Regions from separate parts of the Homo sapiens genome. Here region 2 is linked to region 1. Evidence: chromatin contacts called from ENCODE Hi-C or POLR2A ChIA-PET data. All regions are on one chromosome and are shown on one strand. The core of a region is the stretch at or near the end of the contact, and the rest is flanking DNA. Distances in the headings are between cores, read along the strand shown. Region 1 holds the start of LOC124900310 (small nucleolar RNA SNORA1). Region 2 has its middle 66 kb from the start of MIR4486.

The links. Hi-C counts contacts between places; a loop is a spot of excess contacts on that map. ChIA-PET counts read pairs that join two places held with the same protein, here RNA polymerase II (POLR2A). Pooled maps may share reads with other maps.
Region 2: a map of endothelial cell of hepatic sinusoid shows a loop between it and region 1 (3-fold over the local background). The contact joins two enhancer-like sites. A Hi-C loop is called at or near these places in 3 of 168 maps with a recorded cell type or tissue (endothelial cell of hepatic sinusoid, left cardiac atrium and sciatic nerve), 1 of 37 single-sample maps with no recorded cell type and 1 of 50 pooled maps. POLR2A ChIA-PET finds 5 or more read pairs at or near these places in 2 of 52 experiments (AG04450 and MCF 10A).

Annotation. Positions count from the first base shown.
Region 1 is chr11:19,589,842-19,597,171 of GRCh38, forward strand. It overlaps LOC124900310 (small nucleolar RNA SNORA1), which reads right to left and starts at 1,450; the gene lies at 1,315-1,450. It also overlaps a transcript of NAV2 not described here. Within about 2 kb of position 6,055, at least 17 of the 41 ENCODE cell types and tissues checked have a DNase peak (open chromatin) inside an H3K27ac peak, as active enhancers do.
Region 2 is chr11:19,637,826-19,645,155 of GRCh38, forward strand. It overlaps a transcript of NAV2 not described here. Among named protein-coding and RNA genes, the nearest start is that of MIR4486, 66 kb to the left of the region's middle. Within about 2 kb of position 4,403, at least 3 of the 41 ENCODE cell types and tissues checked have a DNase peak (open chromatin) inside an H3K27ac peak, as active enhancers do.

The DNA of each region.
Region 1 (7,330 bases), core at 4,805-7,304:
ACTGTAGGGTAGAGAAGGAGAGAGGGAAGGGGAATGTCAGGAGGAAGAAGCATCCAAGAGGGCACAGGAGGCGGGATTCCAGCCTAGGCTCAGCCCTGAGCTCACCGTGGGGCCTGGGGCAAGTTCCTGCCTCTCTCTGTGCCTCAACTTCCTCAGTCTTGTGTAGTGGTGAATTGTGTAGGCTCAGGAACCAGCTGTGTGGGTCCCAGGCTAGGCTTCCTCGCTTGTGATCTGCGAGCATTGGTCAAATTACTTAACCACTGTGCCGACGTTTTCTCCTCTGTAAAACTGAGATAATAATAGTACCTAGCTTTTAGAGCTGCTGCGAGGATTAGATGAGGTAATGCATGTAAAGCATTTATAACGGTTCCTGGCACACACTAAACACTCAAAATCAGCTATTTTTAAAATTATGATACGATGATGGTGTTGGACTAGCTTAGGGGGTTTTAAACCTTAAACCTTGGAATCTTTCTCCTAACAGATTTGGAACTTCAGTGGGTGAAAAAGGTCACATTGAGCTCTTCTGGCTGGAAGGTGGAGACCCTGAGCCTTGCCACTTTAGCATCCCCCTTACCCAGGACTGCCTCCCAGCTCCCCGCACCCCAGGCACCTCTGCAGAACCTTTAAGCTCCAGGAAACCCAGATTAAAAGCAATTGTCCCAGAGGATCTCTGAGGTCCTTTTCGGTTGCTCCTTTTAATCCAATTCTTGCTTCAGAAGCTTGAGTTTATATCTGGAAAAGCTGTCTTTTACAGCTCAAAATCCATTTTCCAAAAGCATCAACTGAGCCAGGCCCTGGGGGACAGTGTGGTAAAGGCAAACCAGGGCAGATATGGAGAAGTGAGGAAGGTATTTGAGCAACAATCCTGACTGCAAAAGCTCACAAACAACCAAATACCACCATTATGGTTTTTTCTTTAAGTCAATACATTTTTATTTAAGGAATTTTACATGTTGTCATTCGTTCCACTGCCCATCAGGGTCATCTTAGTTCCTCCAAATCTTGAGTCAAGATTTATCTTCAAGATAGGCCTTTCTAGAGATTCATGCTGAATCCACAGTCCTTCTGTCCATCTTAGTTGGGCTTCTTTTGTCTCCACTTCAATACAGACATACTGATGAAATACTTTAAAAACTTCCTATACAGAATCTTTAGGGTCTAATTCTTCAAATAATTCACTTTAGGGCCCTAGCAGTTGAATTGTAGAAAGCATATTGTTATTTTGGCTAATGAGCAAAAATGCATTATTCTTTAATATTTTTCTAATGTTGAGGTTGTGTTGCATCCCATTTTCACTCGTGACCTTAGCAGAAATGTTACAGGTCTCATTGTCACCACTGCGATGTGTTTGCTGTGAATGGAAACATAGCTTGTTTCTCAATGCAGCCCCATTAACAATCTCTGGATCGCATGATCAACAGTGCCTATTCTCTTTGAGAATGGGGCATCACCTTCACAGTTCTTAGGATAAGCTATGCATATGTGACTGCCTTCATTTGTCACGGTCCAGGATAGTTTCTCATTCTTTTTTGTCTAGATGGTCAGGCACTGTCATTGCCCTTTGTGCAGTGTGCCATGGTTGTCTCTTCTCTACTTAGGAACAGTCTTATTTCCTCACCTCTAACCTGAGAATAGCAGATGACCAACAAATCAATATTGGATCTATCAAAGGGATCTGAATATGGGCACCTCTATGTGAACTGCTTCAAGCTGGATTCAGTGATGTCCCAAACAGATGTAGATCCTGACCATGCGGATGTTATTGTCTAGGGGGAAAGATCAATTAGTGTAAGTGTGATAGGGATCAGGACTTGAAAGATAAAATTCCACGGTCCAGAACAACCATTGTGGGACCCTATAACCCACAAAAAGTAGGGGTTTGCCTTCAGTATCTGCTAGGGCTTAGCCTTGGGAGGACCTTGAGAAACTTTATCTTGAGGTCCTGAAATGGAAGATCTCTTTGCTTCCTGGGACCCCAAGACCCACAGCAGAGTTCTGCCTGGCTTTTCAGCATATACAGATGGCTGGCTGCTTGTTGTGGACGCTGTCATAATTGCACATGCACTTTAGACATTGGCCATTCAGCTTCCAAGGCAGGCTATGGAGGCCACAATGAGCAAAAGCTAAGGAGACAAGCCCCATCTACAGTTAAGTCCTGACCCCTATCACACTTATTGATCTTCCCTCCCAGAATAACATCTGCATGGCCAGCATCCACGTACGTTTGGATCATCATTGAATCTAGCTTGAAGCAGGCCACATAGAGGCACCCATATTCATCCCTTTGATTGATTCAATATTGATTTGTTGCTCATTCAGCGCCTATCTTCATTGACTATCCTCTGCTTGTCCTTCATCTGCATCTTCCTCTGGTCACATACCAGCTGCTTCAGCCACCTTGGGCTTGTTACTGTTGTTTAAGCACTCCCACCGCTTAATGATCAGGTTCTCTCTGCCTGGAATACCCTTTCCTGCATCACTGCCTTCTTTCCACACCTACTAATCTACTCAATCCTCAAAACAATTCCAAATGCCACCTCTTCTAGGAAGCCTTCCTAGATCACCTCAGAATTTTTTATTCCTCCATTTCCTGTCCTCCCATAGATCAGTATGTGACATTCCACTTGAATTTGAATTATATTTTTGTCATTGCCCCCACTATGTTATAAAGCTTGATGTGGGCAAAGATTTTTATCTTACTGGTCTTCATAGTTGAATGTTTGGGGGAAGTCCATGAACTTGGGCTTTTTAATTCCTAGGTCTCTCTGGGTAAGCAAACTTAGACAAGTTATCTAATATGTCTGAGTTTCCCTATTCCCACCTGTAAAATAGGGATTTTTAAAAACTTGTGATAACAAGTTTATTGTTAGCATTAACTAAGATGACTTGTATGAAGTAACAATGAAAATAAAATAATAGTAATGAGAGCTGATATTGACTAAGTGCTCATTTAGGCACTGCTCTAAGCTTTTTACAAGTAGTTCATTTAAAACATTTTTAAAAATGTTGAAATAATGATAGATTTGCAGGAAGTTGCAAAGATGGTACTGAGAGATCCCATGTAAAGATAGAACTGAGAGGTCCCTTTCACCTGGTTTTCTCCAATGTTTACACATTATGTAATTATAGTACAGTTTCAGAACCAGGCAATTGACTGTGTGAGTATTGTTCTGTGTCCTTTTCTCACTTGTGTAAAATTGTGAGAATCTTACACAATCACCACCGCAATCAAGATACAGAACTCTCCCCTGTCCACAAAGATCTCCCTTGTGCAGCCCCTTCAGAGTCATACCCACCCCTCTCCCTTCCGCCACCCCCAGCCCCTGGCAACCAACCATTAGTATGTTTTCTATCTGCAAAATGTTGTCATTTCAACAATGTTATCTAAGTAGAATGGCAAAGTATGTGACCTTTTAAGCTTGGCTTTTGTTTTTTTCCCACTCAGCATAATGTCTTTGAGATCCATTCAGGTTGTCTGTCTATAGTTCATTCCTCTGTTCCTGGTGAGTTCTGTTCCATGGATATGCCACCAATATACCACTGATACACACCGATATACCACTGATACATGACTGACTGACAGACCATGGTTTAACCAGGAAAAGTATCTGGGTTGTTTCCAGTTTTTGGCTTTGACGTATAAAGCAGCTATAAATATTTGTGTATAGATTTTTATTTCAAATATAAGTCTTCATCTCACAGGGATAAATGCTTGGGGGTGCCATTGTTGAGTTACATGGTTAGTATATGTTTAGTGTTTTAGGAAGGAAGTCAAACTCTTTCCGAGAGTGGCTGTACCATTTTACATTCCCACCAGCAATGTGTGAGTGATTCAGTGTCTCTACATCTTTGCTGGAATTTGGTGTTGCCACTATTTTAATTTTATCTGCTCTAAAAGGTATGTAGTGACACCTTTCATGGTCTGACTTTCCATCTCCCTAATAGCTGGTGATGTTGAACATTTTTTCACTGCTTATTTGCCATCTGTATATTCTTTTCAGTAAACTGTCTCTACATGTCATTTACCCATCTTCTGGTTGGATTGTTTGTTTTTTAATGTGGAGTTTTGAGTATTCTTTATATATGCTAGATATGGGTCCTTTGCCAGCTATGGGATTTGCACAATTAGCTCAGTTAATCCTCACGACAACTCATGAAGAAGATACTAGGATTATCCCAATTTAATAGATGAGGAAGTTAGGGCACTGAGAGGTTAGCACTCTGTGTGGCACACAGCAGGTTTCCAGGGAAACATCACAGTGAATTTCATGCAGATGGAGCTCAGACCAAAGGTACAGTAGCTCTAGGTACCTTGGTTGCATGGTGGGGCTGTTGGAGATAAGGAAGAGGAGCTGAAAGTGAAGGCCAGCAATGAGTAGAGGGACTTCGTACCAGGTCATCGGCCCATTTACCAGGTTGAGGAGTTGAGGCTCAAGCACTAGAACAGATTTCTATCTGTCTGTGTCATTAAGTTTCTGTAAGTTTCACTAAGTCTTTGAAAATTGTGTCTCTTTTCAACCGCATCCTACCTTTCTCCTGTGCTGCAAGGTTTGATGGTAGCTGGCTGGTTTCTACTTCGGGGACTTTTTTTTTTTTTTTTAAAGAAGGGATTTCTCCTGTGTCTTCTGTATCCAGGGCACATAGAAGCAGGCTGCTGCTGCTGCTGCTGTCATGGAAAGCACAGTAACGAGTCAGGATATGAGTTGTCGGTCCCAACATGGTAGTGAATAGTGCAGGAATTGAGTGCAAATAATTTCCCTGGGCTTTCCATCTCCATATCTGTAAAATGGGAGTGACCACAGTAGCTGGCTGGCAGAGTGATTGTATAGATTAAATAGAGAGGAGAGGTGGAGAACAGGGGCATTGGTAACACTCATGGGTTCAGAGTGGAACTCTTTCCTTTCTAGCTATGTAAACCTGAGCAGCGTGCTTAACTTTGCTAAGCCTCAGTTTTCTTATCTGAAAAATGGGGACAATCACAGTTCCTACTTTGTGGACTTGGTGTGAGGATTAAATGAGATATTGCACATAAAGCACTTGCAAAGATCCTCTCTCAAGATGAACGTGATTAGTAATAACTAACATCTATCAAGCACTTACTTTGTGTCAGAATCTGCTTAAGTTCATCAAAATTAAGATTAGACACCAAGACAAGGACTTAGGTGCAAGTTTATATGGGAGGGGATCCCAGGAAGCGATGTGAGAGAACAGGGAAGTGAGATGGGGAGGAGTCATTTTGGTGGGCAATGGGGGCTCAGTCCCACTGGACATCCTCTTAGAGACTGAGAAACACACCTCAGAATCTCCACTGCTGTGTTTATCCACCATCTTCCAGTCCTTATTGGTGGAGGGTCACTCCTGGGGCATTCATTCCACCACACCTTTGACCTGCCCTGTCCTTGGGCTAAGCATGTAACCATGACCAGGGAGCATCCTCAGGAGAAAGACTCAGGAAGGCATTGGCACATACAAGGAACTGAACTATCTGTATGGGGCTTTGAGATTGGCTGAGGGGAAATTGATGAATGCTAGCAGTGTCTGCTACACCACTTTAAGCACTTTATAATATTAACTCATTTACTTCATGCAACAACACTATGAAATGTTCTATTATTATCCCCATTTTATAGATGAGGAAACTGAGACACAGAGGGGTTTTACAACTTGATCAAGGTTCTCCAGTCAGTCTGATTTCAGAGCCTGCATTCTTTTTTTATTTTTATTTTTTGAGACAGGATCTCACTCTGTTGCCCAGGCTGGAGTGCAATGGCACGATCATGACTCACTGTAGCCTCAACCACCCAAGCTCAAGTGATTCTCCCACCTCAGAGCCTCCCGAGTAGCTGGGACCACAGACACACCACCATGAAGGCTAATTAAAAAAAAAAAATTTTTTTTTTAGTGATGGGGTCTCACTATGTTGCCCAGGCTGGTCTCAAACATCTGGACTTAAGCAGTCCCCCTGCCTTGGTCTCCCAAAGTGCTGGGATTACAGGCATAAGCCACCATGCCTGGCCAGAGCCTGCATTCTTTCGAGAAGTTTTGACCATAATTCTCAGTAAAAAATGTATTTTATATCACAATTCCGCTCCCAAACACACTTACACTAAATAAATAAAAGATTCCTAAAACAATACTCATCTGTACCACGTGCAGTGCACTCTGAAATTTTCTGTTTTTTTTATTAATCACGTTATTTTAAAAATGGTATTAGTCACCCACTAAATTGTTTTCATAACCCAGTAATGGGCTGCAACCCACGGTTTTGGAAAAGACAGTGCTCTAAAATTCTATTTTATAGGACAATGTTGATGTCATAAGGCTGGCATGGGGAATGATATGGGGTAGGTGCCCAGGGAAGGCTGGTTTCCTTGTGTGCCCTTTCTGGCAAACCAGAGCCTATGAGCTGCTACCTTCTAGGCTTGCATACAGAGGCCTGGCTGAACCTAGCACATTTCTTAAATCCTAGACTTGCCCTAGTGGAATCTGCTCAGCCTCCTCCCTGGGGATGGGCACCATCTTGGGCTGTGACCTTCAATTCACCGGCTCCCCAGAAGCCAGCTCCTCCTTGGGAGGTGAGGTTATACCCTGTCCCCACAACGTTGTCATTTCCTTCCCCTGAGTCTCTCTGTGTGAGGATTGTTCCCCTAATCAGGATGGAGACGCAGTTCATTACAAGCTGGTGAGGCAACGGCTCTGTGCTCCAGGCCCGAGACAGGCTGTCTGGGAGCTTGGCCAGCCTCCCACTGCCCCGGACACCAGGGCAGTGGCCTCAGAGCAGAACCAGCTCGCTGGGTTTGTCTGCCCCCTTCCCAAGGGACACAGGCAGACAGACACTGTTTGCTGAGACTTCCACAGCTTTCATTATTACAAAACCTCTGCCATGCTCAGACAATGAGTTTCAGCAAATGATGGCACTACTTCCGAGAGCATCTGTAGAGCACCTAGAATAACAACTGGACTTTATTGAGTGTTTACCATGCACCAAGCCCTGGGCTAAACACTTCATCTGCAGGCTGTTCGTCTTTACGGCAAACCCAGTAGGTAGGTATAACTATCCCCACTCTGCAGATGCAGAAACGGAGGCACAGAATGTTTTGGTAGCTAAACAAGCTCACCAGGAGGCTAGAAGGTGGCCACACCTAGCTGGCCCCCCTGACTCCACCAACTGCCTCCCTTTGCTGTATTGCATGCAAGAATGTGACTCCAAGTTTTTCCTTCCTTCTGGATCCAACTCTGGCTTCACTCTGCTCAGCAACCAGGTGAGTTTCCATAGGTGACTTTGTCTCTCTGAGCCAAGTTTCCTTATCTGTAAAACAGGGCCTAG
Region 2 (7,330 bases), core at 3,153-5,652, 46 kb after region 1:
CCAACATGAGATTGGGTAAGGACAGTATCCAAACTATATCAGGATTCTTCATAGCGAGTGGGCATTTTGTTCTCTTTATTTCCAGGTATCTTCTTAGGGTAGGCCAGTGAGTTGGCTTTTATTTCAGATACAGATTTCTGATCAATTATTGAGTACTTACTATGTGCTAAATATTCTACATATGTTATCTAAAATACTCAGGGTAACCTTAGGAGGTATATATTGATACGTCACTTGTAATGGACACAAAATTGTCTGCCTTGAACCCTCATTTGTAGAAACTTCTTACACAAATCTTTATGGTTTCAGCAGGAGCTACTAGATTTCTACATGATCCTACTTCCTGGGCCCACACGATTGATCCAGGAGTGAGCACCCGATAAAGACTGGGCCAATCATTCCCTTTGATACTGGGAAGTTTGCTACTGGGCATAAAAGAAGAAAATGAGTTTCACTCTCTGTGTCTGAACAGTAGTAAGTAAAACCCAGGGACCTTTATAACCATGCTTCCCACCACATGCACTACAAAAGCAACCTTTGTGCTTGAGAAAGCAGAACTTTCTGGAAGCAATAATGTGAAGGAGTAAGACATATGTGGTGGATTAAGACAGACCTGAGTTGCAAGCCTCATTTTGCCAGTTACTAACCATGTGATTTGGACTGACAATACTAACACTATCTAACAGTTGTTGAATTTTTATGATGTGCCAGGTACTGTTCCAAAGCTTTATATGCAAGGTCTTATATGCATTAACTCATTTTATTATCACAATGACAGCATAAAGTATTTTCTATTATCATCTTCATTATTTTACCCTTGAAGAAACTAAGGTCCTGCAAAGTTAGAAATGAGCCGAAATATACACAGGTGGTTGGGTGCATCTCTTGAGCTTTAATTTCTCTCAAGAAGCAGAGAGAATACACTTTGGGAGCCTGAGGCAGGCAGATCACGAGGTCAGGAGTTCGAGACCAGCCTGACCAACACGGTGAAACCCCGTGTCTACTAAAAATACAAAAGTTAGCCAGGCGTGGTGGCGCACACCTGTAATCCCAGCTACTCAGGAGGCTGAGGCAGGAGACTCGCTTGAACCTGGGAGGCAGAGGTTGCGGTGAGCTGAGATCGTGCCACTGCACTCCAGCTTGGGTGACAGAGCAAGACTCTGTTTCAAATAAATAATAATAAAAATAATAAAGAAATAGAATATTGGCTCTTGTGCAGAATAGAATTGACATAGCAGGCTTAAGACTGCTATCCTTAGAAAGTCCTGCTCACAAGATTGGCCCTTGACTAGCATCTAAGAACTAGGGTTTCTGGAGGGTTCTCATCATTCCCCAACAAAGATGGTTCACTATGCCTAAAATGTTTGCTCAAAGAATCTGGCTTATATTTGAGGACCCCCGACATAGTCCACTTCAGGTTTGTTGTTTGACATAGAAGATGAAACAGATTCACTACTTTGAGGAGGGTTTGGTAACCAGGCATGCTTATGAAATGGTTAGACCCTCTATGACTGCCCCTGTGTGGAAGGCACAGCCTGCATAGCCCCATGTGGGGGCCCCTGGAGCCCCCTCCACCACCATCACCATAACTATTTTTAAGTTCCCAATAGTTATACTTTAGATCTAGCACTGTATATAGAATGGCAAAATATTTTGAGATATTTTAGCAACAAAGGATGTATTTATTTCAAGAGGTTTTCCAGTTTTTAATAAGGTTGTGTGTGGGGAGGACACTTTCCATAGCTGTATTTTTAGGTTGATTCTCTGTGAAACCAACCACATAGGCCCACTGATGTGGAGGTAGAAAAAACAACCCCATTGCCGATAGGGCTGTGAGTGGTCATCTACTTTCTTCAACAGAAGGGGAAACAGAGGATCAGAGAAAAGCAACGTCCTGAGTGTCTCACTCACAGGCACCCCCTACAGAGTGAGGGATGGGGCCAGGGCTTGTGTGGAGCGTTCTCCCACCGCTACATGCTGCCTGGCCTTGTGATCAGGGAGATGGAGTGGGAAGTGGAGAAAATGTGGGGATACCCCCCTAGAAACTGGTAGCAGGGTGTAAACATTCAGTTCTATCTAAGGCCTGGTTGGCAGCCAAGGGGATGGCTCATTCAAATTCAGCATGGGTGAAGGGAAGATGGGAAGGAGACTAACCCGGCTTCTGCTCACTTGTTAAAGTCAGTTTGTGTATGTAAGTGAAGCAAGCTCTGTGACTACCAGTGAAGAACGAAGAAACCTACTAAGCAGATAATTGAATTCAAAAACAGCCATTTGGGCTTTAAAACATCTATATGTTTCAGGGCAAAGTGGGGCTCGAGGCTTAAGTTACCCAAATAACAAATTCCATTTCCTAACTTACCTGGAATGGCATTTTCCAAGCAGAGCTATTAATAATAGATATTCTGGGAAGAAAGGTTGTTTTGGCCAACAGATTTGGACGATATACTGGTCAACCAAGTTGATGGGTATCTTTACTGCAGGACTTCTCAGAGCCTGCTCATGTGTATCGTGAAACTCTGAGAGAAGATTTTACTGTGGTATGATATTTTAAATATATGTATGCACACAAATACATATAATATATAAAAATACATATAATATATACTACATATACATAAATACACATATGTAAATACATTATAATATATACTACTATATCTTATAGTATACAGGATTTTCCAGATTTACTCACTTGAAGATCTTTTTTTCCCCTTCCATATCTCAGGGGACCATTATTTCAGGGCTGACATTGGGAAAAACAGTTCTGTATGGTGTTACCCATCTTCTATGCCTGAGAGAACATTTTAGGAAAAGAGATGTGGTTCTAGGAGGAGAAGGATAAGGATAAAAGGATGGAGGTTAGCCAGTCCAGTGTTCTGGGCAGGTGGCTGGACTGTGAGCTAAGAGATGCAAATGTTTGTCTCAGGAGAGATGATAGCTGACTTCTTATCCTCTGGAGATTCTCCAAACCTGGACATGCTAAAATCTAAGACTTACAACAGGTATCACACTTGTGAAGGGACATTGTGGCACTGATGTCAAGCTAGGGATGGCCTGAGCAACTGCAGACACCAGGGATGTTTAACCTGGGGACCCAGGACACCATTAGCGCTATACTTCCCCAAAGTCCCCACCTAGGGAAAGGAGCTGGTTTTCCTCCTAACCTCTAGGGAGGAACACAACCAGGATCAGAGCATCAGTGTTTTGGAGAGGCAGAGTTCAGCACCACCCAAAAGAAAGCTTTCCAGAGACTGTTGCTGTCCATCGCACTCTGGGCAGACAGGCCCCTGTGGTAGCTGGCTCACCATCCCATGCCCACCTGGGAGGGGCAGAGGTAAGTTTAAACCCTGGATGAGGTATGATTTCAAAGACCTTTCCCAGCCCTAGGAATTTTGACTCTACATAGTTTGACTTTGTAATAATATTGACCAATGACAGCATTTTCTAATTCCCTTACCCTCTATATTCAATCTAGCAACAAGGCCATCATGTCTGCCTACGAAATAAGTCTTCAACCTATCCATATCCCTCCCCCTCCACTGCTACTCCCTTAGTCCAAGTGGCCATTACTTTATGCCTGGAATACTGCAGGAGACTCTTAGCTGGTCTTGCTGCCTCTATTCTTGCTATCTTTTAACCCATCCTCCTCAGCAGCCAATGAGTTGAAACCCTTGGAAGAAGGGCAAATTCCTCACTGTGACCTGCCAGGCCCCCCTGAACTGATCTGAGTCTGACTGTACAATCTCCTCTCTTTCCACTTCCATTTTTGCTTACTACACCATGGCTATGCAGACCCCCACAAACACAGTGAGCGCTCACCTTCCGGCGTTTGCACTGGCTGCTCCTTCTCTTTGAAACACAGTTCCCGCTGCTCTTCCTATGGTGACTCTTTCTCATCCTTCAGGCTTTGGCTCAAATGCCCCTGGCCCCGCCCAGGAAGCTTCTGTGCTTACCCTGTCCACATCAACACAGCCTCTATTGCTATGGCTTCTACCCACTCTCTTTCACAGCCCTTTGTCTATTTCCTTTCTGGCACTTATAACAATCTGAAATATAATTTTTATTTATTTATACTTTGATCCATCTCTGCCATCCCTCCCATTTCTACCTAAAATTCAAGCTTCCTAAGGGCAGAGACTTTATTTTGTTCACACTATATTCCTAATACCTAGAATAGTGATTGGCATATAGCAGGTACTGAATAGATATTGGTTGAATTAATTAATTAATGACGGGCTGCTCTGTTTGTTGCCGAGATGGAAAGTTGAAAGCCTTAGATGAAGACTCCTCTCTGGGGGATCCCACTGGACATCCCTATGCCGTATCTCTACTTTCCCACAGTGGCACTGTACCCATAATGATGACTTCCCCATCTGCACATACTCTTCAAGTCCCAGCCAGCCCCACCCAGGCACAAGCCAGGGAGGAGGCCATTGTTCAATAAGCTCCAGGGTGCTTCATCAGACCTGCACCAGAAGACAAAGCCATTTCCTAAGTGTGAGAATTGCTCAGTACAGTGTTAGGAAATCTTCCTCCCTGGAGAGCTTTTTAAATAGACTCTCATTTTTCTGGGGTTATTTTGAGCAAACTTCCATCTGGAGATGGAGAATGAGACAAACCAGGAACTTAGATGACCTCAGGAGTTCCTCCCTGATCCTGGCTGAAGGATTCTTGTCAGACCTGCAGTTCCACTGCTGGATTCTCTCTGTCTCCTAAATCATCCGCTTTGACTTCTTCCTCTCCACCTGGGCTCTCTGGATGTGCCAAGGCGCTGTACATGGAGTCAACAGCTTTGATTAAGCAGCTTTGATCTCTGTTGAGCATCTCGGAATAAGATCTTTGCTCTCAGCATCTGTGCCAATTCTCGAAATAGTTTAGCTCAGCCAAGCAGGAGGGGGGCTGGATTGCAAAGTGTATTATATGAGAAATTTAAAAAGAAAAGGCAGCTGCAAACAGTCAGGGGTGTGTGTGTGTGTTAATGTGGGCACCCATGGCTCCTGGGAAATGATTACCATGCTATCAGCATGCACCAACCCTGTATTCACAGTGGCTGCCTGCTGCGAGAAAGTGGGCAGCTTGCAGCAGTCAAACCCTTGCATCAGGTGGTAGTTCTGTTGGAGAAACAAAAACATCAAAGACCTTTGCTTCTATTGACTTGGCTTTTGCTTATTTTCACTAAGGTATTCTGAGATGTGTGCCAGCGTGTGTTCTGCATAGCTGCCATCTGGTGTGGGGTTGGGTGTATGCATACAGGGGGAATCACTATGGTTTTGAGGTGTTGATCCTATACACAATTATATATATACATGCCACAGGATGGATGTATTTGCTCTTCTTTTTTAAAATTTTTTTATTATACTTTAAGTTTTAGGGTACATGTGCACAACGTGCACGTTTGTTACATATGTATACATGTGCCATGTTGGTGTGCTGCACCCATTACTCGTCATTTAACATTAGACATATCTCCTAATGCTATCCCTCCCCCCTCCCCCCACCCCACGACAGGCCCCAGTGTGTGATGTTCCCCTTCCTGTGTCCATGTGTTCTCATTGTTCAATTCCCACCTATGAGTGAGAACATGCGGTGTTTGGTTTTTCGTCCTTGCGATAGTTTGCTGAGAATGATAGTTTCCAGCTTCATCCGTGTCCCCACAAAGGACATGAACTCATCCTTTTTTATGGCTGCATAGTATTCCATGGTGTATATGTGCCACATTTTCTTAATCCAGTCTATCATTGTTGGACATTAGGGTTGGTTCCAAGTCTTTGTAATTGTGAATAGTGCCACAATAAACATACGTGTGCATGTGTCTTTATAGCAGCACGTTTTATAATCCTTTGGATATATACCCAGTAATGGGATGGCTGGGTCAAGTGGTATTTCTAGTTCTAGATCCATGAGGAATCGCCACACTGACTTCCACAATGGTTGAACTAGTTTACAGTCCCACCAACAGTGTAAAAGTGTTCCTATTTCTCCACATCCTCTCCAGCACCTGTTGTTTCCTGACTTTTTAATGATCACCATTCTAACTGGTGTGAGATGGTATCTCATTGTGGTTTTGATTTGCATTTCTCTGGATGTATTTGCTCTTCTAAATATGTGTGTTATATTTGAGCACGTACATACCAGGAACCTGGCATTTAATCATCTCCATGTAGATAAATGCATAAGTATCTTGGGTTAGTAAGTAGGTACCCCTGTGCGTATGTGTCTGTGTATGTGATACCTCTGTGTGCGTGTGTGCATGTGCACACACACACACACAGCAGCCTTTCTGTGAGTTTTGTTGCCCTGGAGGGGGATGGGGTATGTACACAGCAGAAGCATGTATGGTTATATTTGCATGGAGGTGAATTCCAGAAAGAGATGCTGGGGAAAAGGTGTTTCATATCAGGACATTTTGAACTGTAAGTCATTATTTTCTCCACTTTGATGCCCAACCCCTGGGAAACTTGTCCTTGTGTATAGCCCCTCTGGATGTACAAGTAAAAGAAAAATGTCTCTATTTGGGACCATTTGTTCCTCCAGAGGAAGCATTTTTTTGGTATTGGCTGTTGCTGCGAGAAGCCTTTGTTCCTATGGTGGCCCCAGGCCGGTGGATATGAATTAATGCATCTCATATAACCCTCTGTGGTAGAGGCCTTTTGACTGAAGCTAAAGGAAGTGGGAGCCAGGAAGGCGGACTGTGGTCTAATATTGCTTGTGATCCAACCATTCCTGTGGGTTCCTTTGCTTTGAGGATCCCTCAGCCGTGGATCACAGGGCAGCTGCAGAAGACCAGGCTCTTGCTGAGACTGGGAGAGTAAAGCCCTGGAAAGAAGTAGTGGATTTTCTGGGGCCACTACAGGGCCTGAGACTGCAGGAAGAGATTCAGAACTGGTTGGGGTGTGGACCTCCGCTTGTTGGGCCTCAAGTAAAGGGGAAAGTAGGCAGCAGAGATGAGATCTGAAAATCAGGATAGATGGGCCAGCAGGCCAGGGCAGAAAAACCAGAGCACAAAGGTATGGACCAGTTTATGGCATTATCTGTAGCCCAGGTTGGGCTTTGACTGAATGTTGCATCTGGTATTTTACACCAGTTGCTTGGTTGTGGTTGCCTGGAGCATTGTATTGAAAATAATTCATAGGCCAATGAATTCTTATGGGAAAAGAAGGTGGACGTATTAGTTTTCTTTTTGCTGCTATAACAAATTATGAAAATTTTGTGGCTTAAAACAACGCAAGCCTATTCTCTTACAATTCTGGAGGTTGGAAGTCCAGTACGGGTTTCACCAGGCCGAAATCAAGGTGTCGAAAGGTCTGCATTCCTTCTGGAGGCTCTAAAG